Linked DNA regions of Homo sapiens: region 1 is linked to region 2. Evidence: chromatin contacts called from ENCODE POLR2A ChIA-PET data. All regions are on one chromosome and are shown on one strand. The core of a region is the stretch at or near the end of the contact, and the rest is flanking DNA. Distances in the headings are between cores, read along the strand shown. Region 1 overlaps TNS4 (tensin 4). Region 2 has its middle 11 kb from the start of NR1D1.

The links. ChIA-PET counts read pairs that join two places held with the same protein, here RNA polymerase II (POLR2A).
Region 1: POLR2A ChIA-PET joins it to region 2 with 12 read pairs in PC-9. The contact joins two enhancer-like sites. POLR2A ChIA-PET finds 5 or more read pairs at or near these places in 2 of 52 experiments (MCF 10A and PC-9).

Annotation. Positions count from the first base shown.
Region 1 is chr17:40,480,642-40,488,337 of GRCh38, forward strand. It overlaps TNS4 (tensin 4), which reads right to left. Exons shown (of 13, transcript NM_032865.6): 4 at 6,395-6,819; 5 at 4,280-4,366; 6 at 3,843-3,968; 7 at 1,683-1,775; 8 at 1,488-1,565; 9 at 59-127. Among named protein-coding and RNA genes, the nearest start is that of TNS4, 17 kb to the right of the region's middle. RefSeq lists an enhancer at 1-675 and a silencer at 658-843. Within about 2 kb of position 6,215, at least 12 of the 41 ENCODE cell types and tissues checked have a DNase peak (open chromatin) inside an H3K27ac peak, as active enhancers do.
Region 2 is chr17:40,107,676-40,114,621 of GRCh38, forward strand. No RefSeq gene overlaps it. Among named protein-coding and RNA genes, the nearest start is that of NR1D1, 11 kb to the left of the region's middle. RefSeq lists enhancers at 137-671, 672-1,205, 2,460-3,400, 5,857-6,076, 6,097-6,156 and 1 more. Within about 2 kb of position 4,141, at least 33 of the 41 ENCODE cell types and tissues checked have a DNase peak (open chromatin) inside an H3K27ac peak, as active enhancers do.

The DNA.
Region 1 (7,696 bases), core at 4,965-7,464, 380 kb after region 2:
GGGAGGTGCCCTCTTGGGGCACAGCCAAGCTTGGCGCCTCCCTTCCTGTACCACTCACCCGCAGATTTCTTCTGGCAGGAGGCTGGGCTGTCTGTAGAGTCCGAGGCCCCATCTGCACCTCCCAGTTCTGAGCCAAGGCAAAGAAACAGGCCCCCCAAAGGGGCGGGGGTGGAGTGAATGGACCCCTCTCACAGGAACAGGCCTCATGAATCCCTTTGAAGATCTCCCACCTCCACCCCCATCTCCAGGAAGTGACTCAAACCAGGTGTGATTACCGTAATTAGGCAAACAGGCCACTTTGGGCTCCCTAAATGCTTAGTTTGCAACCCTTTTGATCTCTTCATCCCCTCCTCGCCCCCCCACCTCTTAGATGGCTGCCATGATCTTGTCCTCACAGGCCCCTGACCTCCTCACTTCTTTTGGACCCTGTCTCAACCCCTGACCTGTCTTTGCAGAAAGCGAGGAGGCTCTCACCATCGCTCCTCTGGGGCTCCCTTGCCTTGATGCCCTTCCAGAAACAGCCCTTCTCGAGCTTCTCCTGCACACCCCTGAGATGATCTATTTCATCTGAGCTGCCCCCCTACCTGGCTGTATGCTCTGGATAGGGCATGCTGATCTGGGTTCAAGGTCTGACTCTGTGGGCCTTTGGGCAAATTACGTAACATCTAGAACCCTCGTTTTCTTTTCCTTCCTTTCCTTCCTTCTTTCTCTCTTTCTCTCTTTCTTTCTTTCTTAGATGAAGTCTTGCTCTGTCGCTCTGTCACCCAGGCTAGAGTGCAGTGGTGCGATCTTAGCTCACTGCAACCTCTGCCTCCCCGGCTCAAGTGATTCTCCTGCCTCAGCCTCCTGAGTAGCTGGGATTACAGGCGCCCACCACCACGCCCAGCTAAATTTTTGTATTTTTAGTAGAGACGGGGTTTCACCATGTTGGCCAGGCTGGTTTCGAACTCCTGACCTCAAGTGATCTGCCCGCCTTGGCCTCCCGAAGTGCTGGGATTACAGGCGTGAGTCACCACGCCCAGCCCTTATTTTCTTATCTGTGAAATGGGGATGATAACAGCAAAGTCTACTTCACAAGCTTGTAGTGAAGCATGAATGGGTGAGTGAGTGCTCAACAAATGCTGGACCTGGAAAGAGAAAACCTCTCCAAACTATTTGATTTAGGCTCTTTCACCCTCTCAAAGCAGGCTGCTATTTATCCAACATCCATTCTATGCCAGGCATTGCGCTAAGAGCCTTGCCCGGGCTATCTCTTTCGGTCTGCACAGCAATCCTATAAGTAGGTATGATGAGGAAACTGAGGCTCAGAGAGGTCAACATTCTCAAATTTTCACAGCTAGGAGGTGGAGATGTTGAGCGACTCCAGTGCACACAGTTTTAACCGTGACACTAAAATAATCCACCAACAAGGTAGGAGTGAACCCCATTTCTAATGAGAACAAACAGGTCCCCCACCTTGGCATTGCCTCTTTGGGGCCCAGACCCACCTCTCTGTGGGATGGTGAGTTTGCAGGGCAGGGCCAGGGCCATGATGGAATGCTGGCACACGAAGGCAGAGAGGCTCCCTGAAAGGAAGCAAGCAGCCCTGCATGAGTAGAGCTTCCCCAACCCACCCCTCAGCTCACAACGGAGACTTCGCTGGCCCCCCATCCCGGGGGAGCCTGGAGGCTGGGGAGTCTCACCAAAGTAGGGCTCCTCATCTGCTCCTTTGAGATGCACTCCTTTGGCAGACGACTCGATGAGGAAGTGTCGGATGAGGTCATTGCTGTCCTCACCTGGACAGAGAAGAAAGAGTGCATTCGGATAGAATTCCACCTTGTGGCCGGGCGCGGTGGCTCACGCCTGTAATCCCAGCACTTTGGGAGGCCGAGGTGGGCAGATCACTTGAGGTCAGGAGTTCGAGATCAGCCTGACCCACATGGTAAAACCCTATCTCTACTAAAGACACACACACACACACACACACACACACACACAGTCACACACACAAAGCCGGGCGTGGTTCACATGCCTGTAGTCCCAGCTACCCGGGAGGCTGAGGCAGGAGAATTGCTTGAACCTGGGAGGCAGAGGTTGCAGTGAGCCGAGATTGTGCTACTGCACTCCAGCCTGGGTGACACAGTGAGACTCTGTCTCACCGGAAAAAAAAAAAATTCCACCTTGTCCATCCCCCTGCCTCTCCCTCCCACAGAGGAGGTGCCAACACATCTGCTCAATGGCTCCAGCCACACCCTCTTCAGGAAACCTTTCTCTTCTTCTTTTTTTGGGGGTGGGGTGGGGAAACCTTTCTGCTGGTCAAGAGTTATCAGGGATTTTTTTTTTTTTTTAGACAGAGTCTTGCTCTGTCTCTTAGACTGGAGTGCAGCGGCATGATCTCGGCTTACTGCAGCCTCAACCTCCTGGGCTTAAGGAATCCTCCCACCTCAGCTTCCTGAGTAGCTGGGACTACAGGCGTGCCCCACCATGTCGGGCTAATTCTTTTGTAGAGACAAGGTCTCACTATTTTGCTCAGGCTGGTCTCGAACTCCTGAGCTCAAGCAGTTCTCCTGCTTCGGCCTAGGGATTATTTTATTTTATTTTTTTTAGACAGGGTCTCATTCTTTGGTCTAGGAAGGAGTGCAGTGGTGTGATCATGGCTCACTGCAGCCTCAAAGACCTCCTGGGTTCAAGTGATTCTGCTGCCTCAGGCTCCCAAGTACCTGGGACTACAGGTGTGCTCCACCACACCTGGGTAATTTTTGTAGCGACAGGGTTTTGCCATATTGCTCAAGCTGGTCTCAGATTCCTGGGCTCAAGTGATCCTCCTGCCTCGGCCTCCCAAAGTGCTGGGATTACTGGCGTGAGCCACTGTGCCTGGCAAGGAAACTTCTTAATTATTTAGATAAATGTCGACTCTTTGGTCTGGTTTCTGTCTCCCCCTGCCCACCAGGTCATCTCTGCTGGAGCCACGCTGGCCCCGGGGGTGGGGAGGTGAACAATGACCTTCTGACTCCTTTCCACCAGTCCACAGTGTCCTCCTCAGTCTGGGCTCATTGCCTCTTGCAAGGCGTCCTTTATAAGTAACACCCTCCCCAGAGGTCACTTTCTTATTGTGACAGTGAGGCATACTGTCAAGAACACAAGGCTGGGTGTTTCATCCTCCCTTTATCACTTAATTGCTCTGGAGTCATTAAGTAACTCTGGGAGCCTCCGTTATCTCATCCGTTAAATAAGAAGGTGCAATCCTGGGGTTTGAGTGAGGCCTATGACCCAGGTACCTTGTACTGTAATCATCTGTTTTCATCTGTCTCCCTAGTGAGGTGGTGTCTGTGTCTGATTCCACTGTATCCCTGCTGCCTCACACAGTGCCTGGTGTGTGGTGATGCTCCATAGATGTTTGCTATCAAATAAGCATGGGAGACCACAGGAAAGCATATAAGCTATCACACACATGTGCGCTGAGCTAGTACACAAACCTGGTAAGCTATCACCTGTGAGATAAGCTAGCTGCGTGTGTAATCACACATTAGGTTCCCTGGAAATGAATCCAGTTTGACTCCAAGAAGAGCAGCCTAGAGGGGGCTAGGACCCTCCTCCTTCTCTCCCACCATCAGAAAAAAGCAGGGAAGTGGGGGTGGGGCTCGGGAAGGCAGAAGCACGCAGGCTTGCTGTGAAAGGCGTTTTTCAGGGTGCCTTGGGGCTGGAGGGCATCGGGGAGAACACTGGGGTGGACGCTTCTCCTAGGAGCTGTTATAAGACTGGCGCCATGTCACCCTGAAAGCTAGTGCCAGAGCCAGGACTGGAACCTACCACACCCCGCTGCCTCAGTGAGGCCTTGAGTGAGCACAGAGACAGACGCATACCTGGTCGACTCTGAGCAGACGCGGGAACCTCCTGCACCTTCAGGGCCAGGCCGAAGGAGCCTCGGTATGAAGAGCTGTCCCTTATGACAAAAGCCCCTGGCTCCTCCTTCCTCAGCAGCTCGATTGCTGGAACAATCCTTGAGTCAGAGATGGACACCGCCCCACCTGGACACCCTGTCCCCAGCCCCGTAGGGTCTTCACAGAGCAGATGTTACAGAGTCACCTTTTGTCCCCAGGAAGTCCTTTGTACTGTCAAATCTCCACCATTCTTGCTGTGGTTCCTACTTCCTCGGGAGGTCATGAGGTCAGCAGGACATCCCCCTCCCCCGCTTCCCAGGACCCACTATTTGCCATTCCTTAACTGTAACCCAGGGCCCTGCCTGATGCAAAGTGCAAGACCCAGACCCTATTCTGGGGTCACTCGTGCTTCCTTTTACCTTGCTCTCGGGTGATGTTTGGCTTAAACCAGTATTTAGATGTGTCCATCACGAACTTCATGGTGGGCTGCATGTCCCTGGCGGGACCTGGAGACAGACAGAGAAGGGGGACCCTGTAGGCTGGACAGACGGGAGCTGAGGGATGTTCACCAGAGAAGGCTGGAGACCCTTCCCTACTCTATTGCCCCAAGGTTTCATTCAACCACCATCCCAGACCCTAACCCCATTGTATCTCCAAACTGCCTACGATGAGGGAAAATCAAACAGAAGGATGCCAGGGTTTGGTGCATCTAGAACTCAGAAGTGCCCTTGTATCCTTGGTAATGAATAAGGAATGAATAGATACAACCTCAGTTTAAGGAGAAATGGTTTCTTAAATCTACTGTTGAGTCCCCTGGTGAGGACTGAAATAAGAGATAAACAAGGAATTCTCAAATGCATCATGTTTGATATTACATTCTCCTTCGTCTTCATAATCCTAAGAATTCCTTACGGGAATATTCAGCTTGGAAAAGAAAATGGCAGAAAACGTGAAGGAGAGGAAAATAGCAGATCTGGGCAGAAAAACATGCCCCTGGGAGGCGGGAGCCTGGATCTTGACTCTGATATGGGATAACTGAAGCTCAGAGGGGACCAAGTGGACTAAACAGCTTCTGAGGGTCTTTAATGTTCTAGTAGTCTATGGAATTAAAATGAATTTTGTTTTAGGAATATTTTGCAGAATTTGATAAGATCTGGGGGTATAGTTGGTGATATTATGGGACCAAAGCAGGATGGGAATATCACTAGGCTAAGTAAATGTGCGCTTTGGGATGCCAAAATGGCCATTTCCCTGGGTCCCTAAGGCAGAGAGCAGTAGCTGTCAACCTTGGCGGCTTGAAAAGGAGTGTTGTGACCACTTACTCTCAAGTAACTCATTCAAAAAAAGTACTAAAATCTGCAAATGATTTGTCCTAGGAAAGCGATCAGGGCAGATGCAAAGGCACGCCAGAAGTGTCATTTTCTCCTGCTTGCCTCCACATGGCTTCGTGAGTGGGAGTGAGCAGTGGGCTATAGTAAACATTCCACCCCCACCCCCTCTGGAGTCGCCTTGATGCCTGTGAGCGTCATGGCCAAGTGGGGGCTGAGAAGCCCCCCGATGGCCGAGGGAGGGGGAACAGGGGGTTGGCAGGGGACTCTGCTCATGGGAGAGGCATCCACAGGGTGCTAGAGCTTAGCTTCTGGGTTTACTGCTTGGGTTTGTTCTTCTTGGACGCCTGTGATCTCAGACTCCGGGAAGGAGGGTGTTTGCTGTTTTGTGGTTTTCGGCTGTCTGAACTGGAATGCATTGTCTCTATTACCCCATCCACCCCCTCTGTGTTCTCATCATCTGCGAACGTCAGAGTCAGAACTGACTCGCCCTCTTGCTCTCCTTGAGTTAGTCATCAAGCACATCCTGAGGGTCGCCTGGTTCTGTCCTCTCTCCTCCACTCCCACTGCCCTATCCCGGTTCAGGACCCTGCTATCCGTTGAGCTGCCAGGGTGATCCATTGAGCGAGCACCTCTGACCCCATCACTCTCCTGTGTGAGGAGGCTCTCTGATGGTACCCTATTGCTTAAAAGGCAAATTCCATTTTTTTTTTTTTTTTTAGCTTGGCATTTAAGGCCTTTCACAATCTGGTTTCAAATTACTCTCAATGACTTGAACCTGCACCCAACATTCCGGCATTTCCTGAACATGCCATGCGCTTCCACACCTTCATGACTGTGGACCCCCTGCTTTCTCTGCTGGGAATGCCTTTCCTCTCCTTCTCTGGCCACAAACTTCTGATCCATTTCCCAGATCCAGCTCGGATGTCGCTTCCTCTGTTCTCCAGACTGAAAGAATCATTCCTTCAGCTTTGGCCAATATGATTGAGAATATCTCTTTACCTCCGCGTTTATCCTACCCTACCGTGATGATTTGTTTTTGTCTCTTTCTAAACTGTTTCCCTCTGTGTGTCCTCACTACCTGGCATAGTGCCAGACACACAATAGTTGCTCAATAAATGTGTTGACTGGCTGTTGCAGAAACCCACTGGCACTTTGTCTATTCCCCAAATCTTACATTGCTTCAAATATTGGTTTACGACGTACCCTCTGGGCATGTGGTAAAGGGGGCATCTGACAGGGTCTGGCTGTTGCTCCTGGTGGCTGGACAGGGGTTGCTGGGAGAAGCAGCTCCAGGTTGAACGGAGTTCTGGTGTCCTGGGGTCCGCTGGGGTGGAGAAGACCCTGGTTCTGGGCAGCCGTTGATCAGCACAATGGGTATGTCCACCATGGAGTTGGTGATGGATGGGGGGCAGCTGCTGGCATGTTCTTTGGCCAGTGGTGGAGAGTGGGGTGTTCTGGGTTGGCCCATGGTTAGGGTGGGGTTTCTGGGAGCCTGGAAGTCACTGGGTCTTGTACACAGGGACACTGAGCCAAGGCTGTGGAGGCTGGAGGAAGAGTTGGCTGGACTTTCCAAGGATCTGGAAGATGACTGATGGCTGGAGTTGCTGGAGTGCAGGAGGGACTGGCTGCTGCAGCGGGAGAGAGTCAGACAGGGTGTTAGGGCAACAGGTGGCTCAGGGGCTAGAGTCAGGCTCCGGATCTGGTGATCTGGGTTCCCATGGCTTTAAAGGCCAAATAGAACACTGCATACCCCACCCCCTACAGCCCACAGCAAAGTGCATGCCCACCTAATCCTCAAGGGATGGTAAGGATACAGAAATGTCCTTGGATGGTAGGGTCTTTGGTCACTTAAAGTAGCCAATGAGCTGACCCCTGCAGGCTTTGGGCATAGGCTGGCCCACATTCCGTCTGCCTTCCCAGCCAGGCCGTTCTGACTGAGCTGTCGGATCAGGATCCCTTCAGGCCCCCATGACTCCCAGGAGCCCTGCAGATGGGCTGAACCTACGCTGGACCACACCGTGGCTGATGCAGAGGGAACTCCCCAGCTGCAGGAGAAGGCCAGCTTCACATCCAGCCAGACTTCTTCCTGAGCTCAGGGGCCTGTGCCAGTGGGCATGGCTGTGGAATCCCCAGCCTCTGTGCCAGGGACTGCCTTGGCCAGTGGCTTTGGAGGTGGAGTGGGAAGCAGAGTCCTGTGGTTCGGTCTTCCTGGGGCAGAATGGGTGCGCATGTGCCTGCAGTTCTGCTGTGAGGTCTATAGAGAACTGAGCTGGGATGATTGTGATTCCCAGGCAGGGCTGCCTCACTCCTTTGCTAGGTTTTGCCAGCAACAGAGGAAGGAACCTTTTTATTCCTAAATAGTTCATCTCAGGCCCCCCAATTCTATTTATAGCCCTGTGTTTTGGGGTTTAAAAAAACCTTCCTTGAGATGGGTTGTATGAGGGCTGGAAAGGATATAGATGAGCCTCATTAAGGCAACGGCTCTTTTACCAAAAGGTAGCTATA
Region 2 (6,946 bases), core at 2,891-5,390:
GGTTTCCTCCAGCCCTCGGCTCTTCCCCATCTCCAAGTAGCAGAGGGACTTTCCCCTTCCGGTCCACTAACCTCACAGACCACTGTTGCAGAACCTTTGCTTCATGTCCCCAAACACACAAATCCCTGAACTGTCCTTGTTCTAACCCTGGAGGGGGCACTTGCTGCGTGTGTGTGTCATCCTCCTTCCTAGAAAGAGGGGACAGGGTAGCCTGATTTGGGGAGCCCAGGCTACAGGGAAGCCAAGTCTTGGCTCTGGGCAGACATCAACACATCACCATGAGGGCTGGGGTGGGCTGTTCTGTGTTCTTGGCTTGGGAAGGTCCTTTGTTCTTTTGAGGCTTAGGGTTCTGGGTTGTGAAAACACCAAGGGGCTGCCTGGGAGGAAAATATGCTTGGGGAGACCATGTTTCTTTTCTGGGTGTTTGCTCCCCTGGTGGCTCAGGAGAGACAAAAGGAGACAGAAGCAGGATAAAGCGCAAGGAGACAAGAAGGGAGCCCCGCGCGCTTTCCCTCCTTCCTCATCTTGCCTCCTGTTTCTCTGGCCCACGGAGGAAGGGGCCCAGTGTGTTTGTGCCGGCTCGAGGCTCACGCGGGCTGCCGGGGTCACATGGCCCGGGCATGTGCAGCCTGCTCCATTTCTACCACAACAACTCGCTCATAAACAGCCCGGCTGCTGCGGCGGTGGCGGTGGAGACATGTGCAAGCGAGGGGGTGGGGCACGTGGCCCTGCCCGAGCCAAGGGAAGGCGCTCGCTCAGCACTGCCTCCACCCCTCCCCAGCACTGGCGCTGCCTCGTCACAGGAAATTCCTAGTGCTCCTGTTGCTGCTGCAAAACATGTTTTGGGGAAGTGACTTTCAATAAGGATGGAATCAATGGACTATTTAAAAAGAGACAGAATGGATAATCAGTTAGAGACCGACTTACGCCTGCCCTTACCCTCTCTTAAGATCTCTGTACTGGTTAGGGTGGTACCAGTTCCTTCCTCCTATATAAAATTGGAACCATGTAATCCCAGCACTTTGGGAGGCCAACGTGGGCGGATCATTTGAGGTCAGGAGTTCGAGACCAGCCTGGCCAACATGGTGAAACCCCATCTCTACAAAAAATAAAAAAAAATTAGCCAGGCATGGTAGTGGGCGCCTGTAATCCCAGCTACCTGGGAGGCTGAGGCATGAGAATCGCTTGAACCCGGGAGGCGGAGGTTGTAGTGAGCCGAGATCATGCAACTGCACTCCAGCCTGGGCAACAGAGCGAGGCCCTGTCTCAAAAAAAAAAAAAAAATGGAACCAATCAAGTCCTCATGGTAAACAGTGGGGGGAGGGGCTGGGGTTCTCTAAGACAGTGGTTCTCAAGATAAGCATAGGGATCTGGGGTCACCTGGGAACATGTTAGAAATGCAAATTCCCAGGCCCCATCCCAGGTGGATTGAATCAGAAGCTCTGGGAGCAAAACCCAGCAATCTGAGTTTTAACAAGGCCCTTGGGATTCTGGGAAGCCTGAGACCCACTGCTTTAGGTCTTCGGTCCCTAACAATCAGTCCTCTAGGAGAATCTAGCCCAAGATCTGGGGACATGTCAGCTGGGCGTGGTGGCTCATCCCTGTAATCCCAGCACTTTGGGAGGCTGAGGCAGGCGGATCACTTGAGGCCACGCATTGGACACCAGCCTGGTCAACATGGTGAAACCCCGTCTCTACAAAAAAATACAAAAATTAGCCGGGTGTGGTGTGTGCCTGTAATCCCAGCTGCTCAGGAGGCTGAGGCAGGAGAATTCCTTGAACTGGGAGGTGGAGGTTACCATGAGCCAAGATCACACACTGCACTCCAGCCTGGGCGACAGAGTGAGACCCTGTCTCAAAAAAAAAAAAAAAAAAAAAGATCTGGGGGCATGTCTACCTTCCCCCTTTGTGCTGCTTCATCTCAAAGTCCAGCCACAGGGCGTAATCAGATTTAGTTTGACTCAGAGTAAAAAGCATTTATTGAGTGCCTCCTGTGTGCAGATTCTGGAAATGCGGGCAAATGGCACAACAGTAGTAGGCTAATGAGTAGCTGAGATCTCAAAGAGGAGTGGAAGGTACTGGGTGAGGGGAGAGTGAAAGAAAGAAAAGGTTAGAATTTTATTTGTTTATCCTTTCTCCATCTTACCTACTTTTCTTCCTGTCCCGAGGCTCCTATTAGAACAAATGATTGTGGCTTAAATTGTTTTGAGGCTGGAGGTAGAAATTAAGCCCTTATCTATTTTTGCTGGCCATGGGGACCCCAAGTTAGTTAACAGCCATAGGCTCTTGACTTCCCATGAGTAACTAAAAGAAGATGAGGACCATGCACACAGGCACACACAAACACTCCCTGCGATCTCAGATGCTAGGGTAGGGAGACCAAGAGAAGGAATGAAGTCCCAGAAGGTTGGAAGTTCCCTGGGTAAAATGAGTTTAGCAGATAACAAGCAGGAAAAGTCTTTCAATAGGGGAGGGCGGGGTCATCCCTGGCCTACTCCACCTTCCTGAGACCCAGAAACTGTGGCCAGAGGAAACAAAGGGTCCCTAAGGCAAATCACAAAAGCTCCTGAGAATGAAACCTGAGCCTGGAAAGAGAGTAGAGAATGAGGGATGGACACCAGATCCAAAGGGTTCCCTTACACAGGCAAATGGGGGTTAGGGGGTTGGGAGGGATGTGAGCCATGCCCAGCCCCTCTCCTTGGGCCTTCTCTCCATCACAGGCAGTTCTCAGGAGCAGAACTCCTGTTACTGTCTCAGTCTGAGCAGCTGACTCCTGGCCTCTCCCTGCTTCATTTTTTGAGGAATAAGCTTTTCTCTGATTCTCACAGAGCCCTTTCTTTTGCTTCTCTGCAAGGCTTTCTCTCTGTGCCTGAAAGGCTCTGGGCTCAAGGAGCAGACAGCCCTGCAGGCTCAACTGCAGTGACCTACATTGGCTCTCCCCTAGGCCCTGGGTGCGGGGGCTGAGATTTCAAGATAGGAACCTGGGAATCTGGCACAGGTCTACAGATGATGACATCAGGCAGACAGGCTGCAAAAGTGGCATTGAGGGACTGGACCCTGAGGCAGGGGATGCCATAGGACTATGTTCTCACTTTGTCATTTGAGGGCTTTTTATGGACAAGAGATCAGAAGAGATCAAATGCAAAAACACCTGAGCAGTGACCCCTTGGAGAGGAGCCAGTGGTCCCTGACAGGCCCAGTCTCTATTAATGAGATTTGGGAGTGGTTTCTGCCTGCTCCCTGTTCTTGCTGAACCTACACTGGTCTGCTGCAGGGGACTGGAAAGATGATGTGGAAGAATGAGTTCGGATTTCAGCTGATTTATTTCAGGGAAACGAAGGCTGGGTAAAAGTCAGATATGCAGAAATCCACGTACTCCCAGGCTTAACTATAATATAGAGACCCTGTATTTCTTTAGACTCAATGGTTCTGAGAAGGATCCAGAAGGAGCCCTCAAGATTAATTACCATTTACAAAGTCCTTACCTCAGGACCCTGGCAACTGAATCCCTCCTTCCAGCTACCAGCCTTCTGGAACAGAGAAGGCAGCTTCTGAAATAGGTGCTTTCCCTCTCTCCCACTATAAGCCACAGTGTTTAGGATGACCACTGCTTCCAGATTGTGTGATTTGCCCTGGCAAGGAAATCCTATTGTGGGGGGAGGAAATGAGGCAGTCGTGACACAAAGTGATGGATGAGCCTTTTGCTTAGCAGAGAGAGAGAGAAAGCCGGCAGGCTGTGCAGAACTGAGTGGCTCTTGGGTCCAAAGGGCTTCCCCTTGGCCAAGTCCCACCCCAAAGCCCAGGAAGTCCACAGCTTGGCGCCCAGTCAAGGCAAAAACATTCCTCAGGACTCTGACAGGCTGGGGGATGGTTCCCACCACGAGGATGGGGGAGGGGAAGGAAACACGCGGGGGAGGAAATGACCACAAAGAAGGGGGTGAGGGTAAGAGGTGGGGAGTGAGTTCTCAGTGCCCTGAGTCCCTTTTAGAGAGAAAGGTTGAGGCTGGACTCATTGGCTTGTGAAGGACTTGCAGCTTCAGAGCACATGACTTCTGGGTCACCCTTCTGCTCAGGGTCATCCCTGATGACCCAAGGTGTCCTCTGGAGGCTTGTTAACTCAATCTCCCTCCTTACGCAGGGGCTGTGGTTGAGCTTGGGAGCCCCTGAGTGGCTAAAAGCTGGAATTGCAGTTGTGCTGGGGGAGGAGCCCATCGGGTCTCCCTCTGCCTCTCCACCTCCGCCCCTCCCTTTCCCTCTCCCTAAGCCCAGGACTCTGGAAATAGCACCTGGTAATGGGAGCGCTGACAGATGCTGAGTTATAGGAGAGCAAATGTCCTGGCTAGAGTCCTCAACATTCTAGTTTGATCGCTTTTGGGCTGTTTCCCTTGAAAACACGTGCCCCAGCAAGGATTGAAAAACTACCTATTGGTACTATGCTCACTACCTGGGTGACAGGTTCAGTCATACCCCAAACTTCACCATTACACAATATACCCTTGTAACAAACCTGCATATGTACCCCCTGAATCTAAAATAAAAGTTGAAATACACACACGGAAAAATAGGTGCCCCAGGACTACTTCCATTGTCTTCCATAAATTACTGTTTAACATGCCCCTGGGTAGTGTGCTTCCTGGCTACTGAGATCCCCCTCCTAGGGCTCCCCGGCTTGTAGCTTCTGGACCATTCACTGTCCATGACCCCTATGACCTTGGAGGGAGAAATGGCCCCACAATAATTCTGATTTTAAATTTACCCCTCCCTACCTGCACTACTTAGTCCTAGTTTTCCTCCTCTGAGCCTTGCCCACAACTCCTTCCCCAAGTCAGCCTCCAACCTTGAATGTTCCCTCACCCCCAGTTCCCTACCCAATCCCCCAATCCCACATCTCCTGTAGGGGATAGGAGTGAGGTGAAAAATGGACAAAGCTTAGAAATTTTTCCAAGGAAACTAGTTCCCTCTGCATGGCTTCCTTTGACCTATTTTCTAACTTTCCCTGGTTAGCCCCCTTGTTCCATGTACCAAGGCTTCCCACTGGACTAATTTTTGCTGCCCCGCCCTACTCCTCCTTCCTCCAACATGATCTCCTGGGGCTCTTCCCATCCAGGGAAAATGTTCCCCAGTGCTGAGAGAGGGAGAGATTCCATTTTGGAAACTATGTCAGCTTGAGGAGTCCGAGCTCTTAAAGAGACAACTAGAGTGTTGCTGGGGAAGCGGGTAGTGGTAGTGAGCAAAAAGCAGCTCACCCACCCAGAGGAGGCCCTGTTCCCATCACCCAGCCCATAATTAGGGCATTCTTGGCTCTTGTCTGGAATGGGAGGATCTGAGTGCTCTGCCAACATCATGAAGAACTCAACGGGAAATGGAGTTGGAGTAGAGGTAACCAACTTTGCAGCTGGAAATTAAAATTTTATTCAACTCCACCCCCAAGTAATTTTATTTGATGACATCCTTCTCTTGCATTTGTCTCATCGTTTGATTGTGTAATCCTTAGCCAGGGAGCTATGTAGATATGAAATCATTTTAAACAGAGGCAGCTGCATTCCCCTATTGTACCTGAGCCCTCATCAGCTTTCCTCCTCTCAAGCTGCTGCCCCACATTCACCCTGAAGGGGGCACTTTTGTTCAGTCGTTAGCTGGTGCCAGCTGAAAGCGAGCTCCAGGAAGGAAACATAACAATTGGTCACATGTTGGGGTGAGGGTTCTCGCAGGGGCTGCTGGGACAGGGAAGGGAGGTCCACGTGGAGTGGGCGGAACGCGCTGAAAGTTTTGGCGGGGCTAGCAGAGGGAGAAAAATACCCAAATTTGAGTTGTGATTTTTAATAGGGGGAAAAAAAAAAGGCAAGGAGGGTGTGTCCTACCCTCTGAGAGGCCCCCGCAGAGGGGAGCAGGAGAGCAGCACACTAGCATCCTGCTCGCGGAAGCCTGGAACGCAGGACATGGTTTCTGCCAGAAAGAGCTGAGCCAGGCCAGGCTGCGGAGCTGGAAGCCTCTGTGGCTCCACGCTGGCTTCCCATCCCCCATCCTCCCGGAGAAGGCAAAGGTGGCCTCTCCAACTGTGGTGTCCTTTCAGTGTCACAGGACTGGGGTAATACCAGTCACACAACTCCAGTCTCTATTTACCTTTCCGAGAGCTTCAGGAAACCACCCAGATGAATCCTCTTTCCCTGGGGAGTGGCCAAAACAAGTCTCCTCTTTTTTCTACCTACTTCTGCCCCACTGTTAGCTGGAAAACGTAGCTTTATACAGTCATAAAGCTGCAAGGGACCTTAAAGATGATTTATTTCCATTTTATTTTTTGGTCTGGGAAAACCAAGCCCAGTCAAGTGAAAAGTCTTGCTGCATCCTCTTTCCACGACATAGGCATTCCCTTCAAAGAATGTAGGTCATAGAAATGGAATTCTGCCATTCTATAAGCCTTAGAGGGGTGGTGAAAGTATTGGCTTTTAACTCTTTCCATACTCTTAGCCAGAAGGCAAAAAGAATGGTCATTATCTCATTAGGGACAGAATTGCTTAGGGAGGCCCGACACTGTGGCTCAATCCGGACACGGTGACTATAATCCCAGCATTTTGGGAGGCTGAGGTGGGCGGATCACCTGAGGTCAGGAGTTCGAGACCAGCCCGGCCAACATGGTGAAACCCCCGTCTCTACTAAAAATACAAAAATTAGCCGGGCATGGTGGCAGGCGCCTGGAATCCCAGCTACTCGGGAGGCTGAGGCAGAAAAGAATTGCTTGAACCCAGGAGGTGGAGGTTGCAGTGAGCCGAGATTGCACCACTGCACTGTCCAACCTGGGTGACAGAGCAAGGCTTCGTCTCAAAAAAAAGAAAAAAAAAAAAGACTTAAGGACTTGATTTATGGTCCTAAACACAGTTTTCCTAGGCTCCCTCACAGCTGGCAACTCCACTTTGCCCCTCTGGGCCTTTGAGAGCTCCCTTCTTTA